Regions from separate parts of the Homo sapiens genome. Here all the other regions are linked to region 2. Evidence: chromatin contacts called from ENCODE Hi-C or POLR2A ChIA-PET data. All regions are on one chromosome and are shown on one strand. Each heading gives the region's core, a stretch centred on a gene start or an enhancer-like site at or near the end of the contact. The rest is flanking DNA. Distances are from core to core; before and after follow the strand shown.

Evidence for each region. Hi-C counts contacts between places; a loop is a spot of excess contacts on that map. ChIA-PET counts read pairs that join two places held with the same protein, here RNA polymerase II (POLR2A). Pooled maps may share reads with other maps.
Region 1: a map of right cardiac atrium shows a loop between it and region 2 (2.3-fold over the local background). The contact joins two enhancer-like sites. A Hi-C loop is called at or near these places in 3 of 168 maps with a recorded cell type or tissue (IMR-90, left ventricle myocardium superior and right cardiac atrium), 15 of 37 single-sample maps with no recorded cell type and 8 of 50 pooled maps. POLR2A ChIA-PET finds 5 or more read pairs at or near these places in 1 of 52 experiments (AG04449).
Region 3: a loop to region 2 is called in a map of HepG2, with 2.6 times the contacts of the local background. The contact joins two enhancer-like sites. A Hi-C loop is called at or near these places in 2 of 168 maps with a recorded cell type or tissue (HepG2 and heart left ventricle), 3 of 37 single-sample maps with no recorded cell type and 4 of 50 pooled maps. POLR2A ChIA-PET finds 5 or more read pairs at or near these places in 2 of 52 experiments (H1 and activated CD4-positive, alpha-beta T cell).

The regions. Positions count from the first base shown.
Region 1 is chr9:68,950,546-68,953,745 of GRCh38, reverse strand. All of the region lies in intron 14 of PIP5K1B (phosphatidylinositol-4-phosphate 5-kinase type 1 beta), which reads right to left. It overlaps LOC101927069 (a long non-coding RNA gene), which reads left to right. Exons shown (of 3, transcript NR_110647.1): 3 at 1-658. Among named protein-coding and RNA genes, the nearest start is that of PRKACG, 62 kb to the left of the region's middle. RefSeq lists an enhancer at 2,664-3,200. Within about 2 kb of position 1,370, at least 3 of the 41 ENCODE cell types and tissues checked have a DNase peak (open chromatin) inside an H3K27ac peak, as active enhancers do.
Region 2 is chr9:68,843,724-68,846,756 of GRCh38, reverse strand. All of the region lies in intron 4 of PIP5K1B (phosphatidylinositol-4-phosphate 5-kinase type 1 beta), which reads right to left. Among named protein-coding and RNA genes, the nearest start is that of PABIR1, 65 kb to the right of the region's middle. Within about 2 kb of position 1,581, at least 7 of the 41 ENCODE cell types and tissues checked have a DNase peak (open chromatin) inside an H3K27ac peak, as active enhancers do.
Region 3 is chr9:68,918,391-68,921,768 of GRCh38, reverse strand. PIP5K1B (phosphatidylinositol-4-phosphate 5-kinase type 1 beta) reads right to left here. Exons shown (of 16, transcript NM_003558.4): 10 at 2,207-2,290; 11 at 2,040-2,088. Among named protein-coding and RNA genes, the nearest start is that of PRKACG, 94 kb to the left of the region's middle. Within about 2 kb of position 1,973, at least 2 of the 41 ENCODE cell types and tissues checked have a DNase peak (open chromatin) inside an H3K27ac peak, as active enhancers do.

The sequences.
Region 1 (3,200 bases), core at 121-2,620, 110 kb before region 2:
CAGCCTCAACCACCCAGGCTCAAGCCATCTGAGCCTCTGAGTAGCTGGGACTACAGGTGTGTCACTGCACTTGGCTAATTTTAATTTTTTTTGTAGGGATGGGGTCTCACTAGTATTGCCCAGGCTGGTCTCGAACTCCTGGGCTCCAACAGTCCTCCTACCTCGGCCTCCAAATATGCTGGGATTATAGGTGTGAACCACCACACCTGGCCTCTAATCAGTTTTCTAGTCTCCCACTCAAGCCTTAGTTGAGCAGACAAATGAAGATTTCCAAAAATCTGAGGAAAACCTCCAGTATAGAACATGTAGACTACAAAGAGAAAAAGGCAGCCTGGATGAAAACCGAGACTAAAAAGGGAGAAGAAACAAAATTCAGGGCAAAACAAAAAACATAATCCTAATATCTTCAGGAAAAAAGAGAAATTACAATCATGAAAAAAGGAAAGATTGCTAAAAAATAAAATCTCAGCGAACAAAAAAAGAATTCTTATAAAACATGGTAATGGAAATTAAAAACTCAGTGGAAGGATTAGGAGATGAAGTTGAGGAAATCTCTCAGAAACTAGGACAGAAACATAAATAGATGGGACTGAAGACAGAAAAGTAGAGAAAATTGGAAGACAAATCCAGGATATTCTGTATGCATAAAAGGAATTACAAAAAGGAAAAAGAAAATAGAGAGGAGGAAATAAGAAAATAGTTTAGAAAATTTCCCCAAACTCAAAACATGAGTTTGCAGGTTGAAAAGGTCCCCTGAGTGCTTAGCATGCTGGCTGAAAATAGACCTGCACCAAGGCCTAGCATCATGAAATACTGAGACTCTGAGAGAAAATCAAAGAGTTTACAGGTTTCTGCAATAATAATAATAATAATAGGAAGAAAGAAAGAAAGGAAGGAAGAAAGGAAGGAAGGAAGGAAGGCAGGCAGGCAGGCAGGCAGACAGGCAGACAGGCAGGCAAAGAAAGCAAGCCATTTACAGAAGATCAGAAATCAGAACAGCACTGGATTTCTCAATGGTAATTGGAAACTAGAAGACAATGGAGCCAAGCCTTCACCATGTTGAAAAAAAAAATCCAAAATATTTGCAATCTAGAATTCTATACTAGTTAATCTATCAATCAAGTGTTAGGGTTAGAATAAAGACTTAAGACATGCAAGATCTCAAATATTTTGCCTGCAATGAATATTTTTCATACTGGAGGATTTTCTTCTGGAAAATGTGTTCCACCAAAATGAGGGAGTAAACCAAGAAAGAGGAAGAAGCAAAGAGGAAGATGTAGGAGATGACAAACAACGGAACTGATACAGACAAGAGGTTACTAGAATCCCCAGAATGATGGAGCAGAGAGGCCCCAAAGTAACATTTGTACATCAGGTCCTAGAGGGCAACCAGTTCAGTCCAGGCTGGTCAGAAGTGTCTGGCGGAAACTTCTGCAAGACAATAAAAGGAACAGAACCTCATGCACTTAAATGGTTTGAGAAGAAATGAAGACACTGGTGGAAAGCTTAGGGTTCTATTAAGGAAAAATACACAGAAAACTAAGCAAACCGAAGAACAAGGCAGTCATTTATTACAATAAAAACAAAAAGTCACACAGGAAAGGAAACTGAAACATAGTATATGACACTATTCACAAAGCCATAATAAAACACTCAATATCGATCGGACTACAGTCAAGATGTAACTATACAGGGAAACTGGAAGGGTGTAGGAGGAGGGGGTGGGAACAGTACACATACGTGGTATGTGTCGGGTGGAGAAAAGACAGCTAAATCTTCGTCTTCTATAGTGGGCAGTTATTAGCTAATGCCTACACCCAATAGATCAAGCAATAACAATATAAGCATGTTATTTAGAAAAACCAAAGTAATTGCCAAAGGAATCAGCTCAAAGAGTTGAAGGTGATTGCACATGAAGACGTAGGGGGAGGTGGACTACGGCTTGCTCTTTTTCTTAACACATGTTACACGACTATTTGTTAAACTCTGGGCATAGAGTTTTGTTACAAAAATAATTTATAAATTTTAAAATCAATCAATACCTTTTTTAATAAATAAAAGGGCTGGATGACATGATGGCCAAAGTTCCCTCTCATCTCCAAAGCTCCGTGATTCTTTCAGGATGAGTTTTACCACTTAGGTTGGAAAGGCAGGAGGGTGAACAGGGAAAAGGCGAAGGCTCGACCGGTTCCCTAAATGAGCTTTGACCTGGCCTTCGAATACCTGGCCTCTCTCCTGTCACAACTCAGTGACCACACAGAAAGCAGCAGGTGAGGGTGGTTGGAATTAGGAGGACACCAACTGAAATGCACTCATACATAAATAAAAGACAAAAAATCTTCTCCCAGACAAAGTGCTTAGTCTGAACCATTCTTCCAGTGTGATGAGAAGCAATGAAAGAAAAGACAGAGAAACTCTACCATTATTTTTTTCCCCATGTAGCCTTCAGGATGAAATTTGCATTATAGCCAAATCCTTCATTTTGAAAACAAATCTGGTCATTTTTAAGTTATTTGTGACCTTCCACACACTAATTTTTAATAGGGCTGGCTGGAAAAATAATGAGCTCCATTACTTCATTACACATGTCACCTTTATTACTTTATCCTTGAAAACAGGTTATTAAATGATTCCATTTTAGATTAATATTATTCTGAATGGAGAGTTTAACATTGTCTCCTAGTTCCCTCCTTACACTTACCTAATTCTCCTGCACCCATAACTATCATGAACTAAATGCAAAGGCAGGTTGTGGTAGAGGCGTTTGGTCTGTCTGTGGGGAGGCTGGGCCAGCTTGGTGCTGTGAAGTGAATGAGTCCTCAGCAGCAGGTTTATGTTAGTGGACTTCCCCAGTGAAATTCCTTCCCTCCCAAATCAACAAGTCATTTAAATTACAGGAGATAAGGCTCACTACTGTGGTGATGACTCCACAGGTAACAGAAGGATTAAACAGAGGATGTCGGGACCAACTTTCTACTTGCCTTGGAAGAAATTGTTTGTTACTCTTCCTGTATGTTTGAAGCATATCAGAGAAACAAAAATGAATCTTGGGATTCTTGCAGACCCCCCAGCTAGAGGACCTCTGGGTGGAGGAGACATGGCCAGAACTGGTAACATGAACCTGGAAGTTCACCTGTTACAGATCCCAGGCCCACACAGGGAACACTACTTTGTACACAACACAAGAGCTAGGCTCAGAA
Region 2 (3,033 bases), core at 332-2,831:
TATGTTAGAGGAATAAATAACATTTACGAAATAGAAAAGCAAAGCTCAGGGATCCAAGGTTTAGAAGGAAGAAAGGGGCAGGGTAACTGTTGCTAAATGAGATGGAATCATACATAGAACAAAAACACTTTCAAATTGACGATGCAGTGATTTTATAGACTGACAGTGAGAGGCATCACTTGCTGTGACTTGCTGTTTACCAATCTCAAATCATTTTTCCATATGCCAGCCCTAAACACTCCTTATAGAATAGATCCAGCAGATGTAAGGACTAAGGAATGACATCAAGAAGGGATGAGGAAAATGGCTTCTCTCTAAATTCATAAGAATTTAGAGGCCAAGCTGTCTTTTCTGAAAGAGTGGGGGTGAAGACATCCCTCCTTTAATAATTGAGTTATTTTAAATGACTGGCATAGCAATTGTTTACAGTACCATGTGCTTTGTAGTTCTGGCCATATTTCTGGAAAACCACAGAAGAACAATGCCAAGAGAATTTTAAACAAAACAATCTGAAACATTAATATCAGTATTTACCTAAAGGGGCTTTAAAATTTAGAATGTAGGTGTTTCCTGGGTAGAAAAAGACTGGTTTTGAGTATTTGAAGACTCTAATGCAATGACTTCCATTGAGATATTTTAATACACATATATTTTATTGTGTTAAGTGCTTATTTTGTGTAAGATTAAGTTATTTGCAACATTTATTTCTCACCATAACCCGTATATTACCCCCACAGATGAGGAAACTTAAATTCAGATGGATTGTACATATGAAAGATAAATCCTAGATCATGTTTTACAAAAAGACTATTAAATGGAACTCTTCCTAAATGTGTACATAGACTAACATACACAAAGTTCATTTACATGTTTTTCAAGAATCTCCATAACCTGGGTAAAGCACTGAAGGTGGGGGATAATTTTGAATATTATGCATACTTTCAAGTTGGGATTAAGCATTTTTTGTCCATGTAACCTCACGTTTCAAGATCTAGGATTACATTGTAGTCAAGATGCTATTTTCCCCCCTACACACTTTCTCTTTTAGAACAGTGGAATACAGTTTCCAAAATCCTCTATTTCTGAGCCCTGTACATTTAAACAAATAAAACAGCCACGTTAGGCCTTCAGCTTCTCCCACCTGCCTGCAGCTCCCACGCTCCAAACTCACTGGCTTTTCCTCCCTGGCCTTCGGGATCCCTATCCTCCTTTCCTCATAACCTTTAAAATTACTATGTTTCTCCTGTTCCCGGAGGCCAGGATCAGCCCTTCCGCAAGGAAAGCAACTAAGGTCTTCGGAAGAGATGCACTCTCCTCCAAAACCCAGCTGGCTACCCAAGCTGCAGATAGGATGAAAGAGAACCCCCACGGCTCCACGGCTCTGGCTCTAGGCTTCTAGCTCTTCTTCTACCAACCAACTTTTTGACCAAAGGTAGAAAAAGAGAAGTATTCACAGACAATGACTGTGGTCCTGATTTCATAAGCCCCACCATATTAATTTACAAACATGGACAGACATTTGGGATCACCAACACGCAGCACAATCAGTTTCAGGCTCCTTCTGCCACCAGGGGGCTGTGAGACTCTGAGACAGCTTCATTATAGCACGGGGGCTCACTTTCCTCCTCTAGAAAATGAAGGCAGCTGGCTTAGAGAATTGCCAAAATTTCTTCCTCCTCTAAAATTCTACACGATATACGACTTTCTGATTTCATTTATTTTTCAGTATAGGTGGTCACTGGAAGCCACTTGTTTTGTATGATTTAACATATTTCATTCCACCATTTTCTAGATGTCTGTTTTTTTTTCCCTCCCACTTACAGTTGCTGCTCTAAAAATGCAACAGAAAGTAATTGTATTTTGCCTTCTTTGGATTACAACTCTTAGAGACCGATACTGAGAAAGGAGAACAGGCAGTCATTTTTCTCACAAGTGGAGCAGGAGGAAGCAGCCTTGCTTCACCCATGTGCAATTTCCAGGAGTACCAGCTGGGTAGAGGCTGGGCTGCTGCTTATTTCTGTTTAGTCCTTTTCTCTTGAACTCTGAGAGAGCGTTATTAAATTGTTTTGGTTGTTGCCCAGGTCATAAAAGTTGGTGTCAGAGCTACCAACAAACACCTTTGGCTCTCCCCCATTAGATCTCCCCCATTGGATCTCCCCCACTGGATCTCCCCCATTGGATCTGGCCACCAGACTCGGACATCTTTCTGGGCTGTCAGGTGATGGGCCTGTTCTCAGCAGGTTTCCAAGAACCCCTTGACTTGATCCCAACAAGCCAGTCTTCTAGTGGCCCAGTCCCAAATGCACGATTATTGGCTCCTGCTGCTACAACACAAGTGGAAGTGCCCGATGCATAGTTGATTGCTCAATAGAGGGCTGCTTCCTTCCCCCTTGGTTCCCCCTTCCCAGGCATGATTAGAGGAAACTGTGGTGGGTTTCTGCAGCCCAGACCTCTGACCCCACACTCTTTCCAACAACGCTAACCTATCTGCCATCTAACTACAATGCCTTGCTCAGAGCTTAACTCAGTGTTGGCTGAATGACTGAGTAGATGATATTGAATGAATGAAGATCATCTCAATGCCAAGCTTCCATGAGCCTATGGACACATAACCCCTACTGTAAGGCCTCTCTCTTGTTTAGGCCCTGCAGCAGCCAACTTTCAAGATGTACACAAGTAATCAGTTATCAGTCTAAAAATGTTTTGTTCTCTTACATGTTTCTTGAGTCCGTTGCACAAAAGGCCTGGCCAACTACTGACTTTATCTTCACCTCCAGTATTCTGTGCTTCCTCTAACAACCTCTGCCTGTCTCCTGAGCCACACATCCAGCTTCCCCTCTTCCCAGGCCCATGTTGGCAGGGCCCGTGTCTGTGCAGAATCCGTTCATCTTTCTCCCAGTACGAATATCAGATACTTGGCTCCAGAAGGTTACAAGAAGGGTTGCTTGGAAACAGGTTGGCTTGTAAAAGAAACCTGGCATGGTATATGGCTGAGGGGAATTTTCTACAGTCTCGTTGGGTAAGGAAATAGGT
Region 3 (3,378 bases), core at 724-3,223, 75 kb before region 2:
AGCGATTCTCCTGCCTCAGCCTCCCGAATAGCTGGGATTACAGGCATGTGCCACCACGTCTGGCTAATTTTTGTATTTTTAGTAGAGACAGGGTTTCACCATGTTAGCCAGGCTGGTCTCGAACTCCTGACCTCAAGTGATCCGCCCGCTTTGGTCTCCCCCCAAAGTGTTGGGTTTTAAATAGAGAAAGGTGGGGGGCCCTTAGATGCACCTGGTTGGTACAAGACTAGACGATTCAGATCCATCTGGTAACAGGAAATTGAAATGGTCTCAGAAAACAGGAGGGGAATGGAATGAGGGTATTCACTCTCTCCCCTTCAATGTTCGAGGTACTATGTATGCAGTCCCTTCCTTTCTCAGCTGGAAGGAAACATTAAATTAACCTACCATATTGACCTTCTTTCATAGGAGGAATTTTTGATCTCAGTAAGATTGAGGTTAATTCTTTTTTTTTTTAATTAAAAAATTTTCTTTTAGAGACAGGGTCTTGCTATATTCAAGACTGGACTTGAACTCCTGGGCTCAAGTGATCATCCTGCCCCAGTCTCTTGAGTAGCCAGGACTACCAGCACATGCCCCTACACCCAGCTTAGAGGTTAATTCTTGGAAATAAATGTGTGAACCTGTTGTTTAAAAGTGCATTATGACTGAAGTCAGTCCTTAGCGGTGGACAAAATGTAGATCTTTCATGCTGAAAGGTTATTAACAGTCTTCCACAGAACTGAGAAATTATGGGCTCCTTTCCAAGAAAGAAGAAGAAGATCATCTATAATTTATTCTCTTTCAAAAGAAAGTATCTGCTAACATCTTAAAAGGAAATGTGTGACCAAATCCTTGACCAAAATATTCTTTGGAATTGCTACTTCAAGTTATTAACTTAGGCCAATAAATGTTGTTAGTAGCAGGAAGTAGAAATCTAATGTCTAGATGGGACTGCGTGTGTGTGTGTGTGTGTGTGTGTGTGTATGTGTGTGTATGTGTGTGAGAGAGAGAGACAGAGAGACAGAGACGGAATGGGAGAAAGAAGGAGAGAGAAAGATGGGAGAAACTGCTCTTTGTTAACTGATTTTTTTCTTCAGTTACATCAATTAAGACATTCTTGGCTGGGCGCAGTGGCTCACATCTGTAATCCCTGCACTTTGGGAGGCCAAGGCAGGTGGATCACCTGAGGTCAGGAGTTCGAGACCAGCCTGGCCAACATGGCGAAATCCTGTCTCTACTAAAAGTACAAAAATTAGCCAGGCGTCGTGGCACGCACCTGTTGTCCCAGCTACTCAGGAGGGTGAGGTAAGAGAATTGCTTGACCCTGGGAGGCAGAGGTTGCAGTGAGCTGAGATTGCACCACTGCACTCCAGCCTGGGTGACAGAGCAAGACTCCATCTCAAAAAAAAAAAAAAAAAAAAAAAAAAGACAACCTCAGGCAGCCAGCATGTATAAATGTTGATGTAGAAATCCATACCAATTAAAAAGTTTTCACTTTCTCTGTGTATTTGTTAGGCATTGTGTTGAACACTGAAATGCATTTTTTTGTCCCATGTTCACACCAAGCAGGTGTCATTACTATCCCCCTGGTACAGGTGAGAAACAAGGGTAAGAGGCCAAATAACCAGCATTGTGCCTGGTCACATGGCTAGTTCAGCAGTGAATGCAGAGTTCAAATCCAGGCTGTTCACCATCAGAGTCAGGACTCACACTTACTGTAGCTTGGTTGTGTGAGAACTTCATTTCAAATGCCCTACTGATCATCCCTACAAAAAAAGACCTCTCTCAAAGTTAGGTCCTTTGGATTTCACATAGACACAGATATCATTTTGTTTTTCTGGCCGCTAGGCTGGATGTCATGTATTTGAAGAGCTATTCAAATTTATGTTGTCCTTATTCTTAGATTTGAACTGATCTACTAACCTAAGATTCTGAGTTTATAAAGACCGTTGTTTCATTTCCTCTTAGAGTCTAGCAACACAGTTTCCTGCACATACTCTGAAGTCTCTGAGAAAGCAGAAATATATACAGTATAATAAGGAAAATAAGTCACTTACCCCATCATAAACAAGAGCTTTCCAGGAATGTTCTAACTTCTTCATTAACCTAAATATAAATGGAAAAATTGAAATGAGAATGTAAAATCACTCTCATTTGGTGATTTTTCAGAACCTTTTGTAGATTGATTTTGAAATAATAAAAGACCACTCCTCAAACTTCTTACCTATATGATTGCAGAATGTCAATAATGCCCATAAATAAAAGTAGTTTTTCTCCCCTATGGCTTTTAGCTGGAATGCCTCCCATTCTGTTGATGGAGCAAAAGAGAAAATATTTGATTACATATTATAAGAATAGGAAGTTAAAAAATCATTTCTAATAAATAGACTGAAAATAAAAATTGACAATTTTTAAGAATTCTGGGCTATCTCCCATTCATCTTTTTTTTTTGTTTGTTCCTTTTTGTTTTTGTTTTTTGGCCATCAGTTAAGGTCATCCTGGGAATCCAGAATGATGTATTAATACTTCCCTACAAAGGAGAATAATATCGTAGCTGCTAACCGTGAAGAGTTGGATGGGAAGAATCCAATTTAAAACTTATTCCTACTTTAAAACTATGAGCAAGAATTTTTAGACCATTATAAAATATTCCTTTTAAAAAATGCAATACTTTTTTCTGATCAAAAGAGTAATGTATGTTTACTTTTAAAAATAAAATACAGAAAAACACAAAGAAAAAATATAATTAAACAGTTATTCCTAGGATGCAAAGATAACTACTTAATATCTGGTATGCTTTTCTAGTATGTGTGTGTGTGTATGTATTTATTAGTCAAGAAAAGGTATTATTTATCATGTTTTATAACCTGATTTTTTTACTTGCTAAATGACAAACATTTCCTTATATTCAATGCTAGCGTGGTTTTTAATAGCCTTATTGTATTTCACCATACTGATATAGGATAATTTAACTGATTATTGGACAGTTAGATCGATTTGCAAGAAAGAACTTTTCAAAAAATATTTAATATGTGTTAATTTCCTTTACAAAAATGAAATATGCCCATGGTTTAGTCATCGTTGGAGAATTCTAGAAGGCAGGCACTTATGGCCTTGGAAAATGATTGCTTTCTTTCAGTCTCCTTGCTCAGCTAGTACACATAACTGATGCAGTCTGCCATTTCAATAACTTACTTTGGTTGCAGTTGTTTCTGTTAGTCAATATGCATTTTACACATGCAAATTAATCCTGTAGTTACTACCACATCTGGCTGAGACGAGAGACCACATCTGTCAGGGTGCAGGACTAGAACAACAGAATCCCCTTAGGCAGACAAAAAGCTCTGAATTGCGAACATCATTCTTATTGTGTATTTGCTTAAAACATCTTTACTC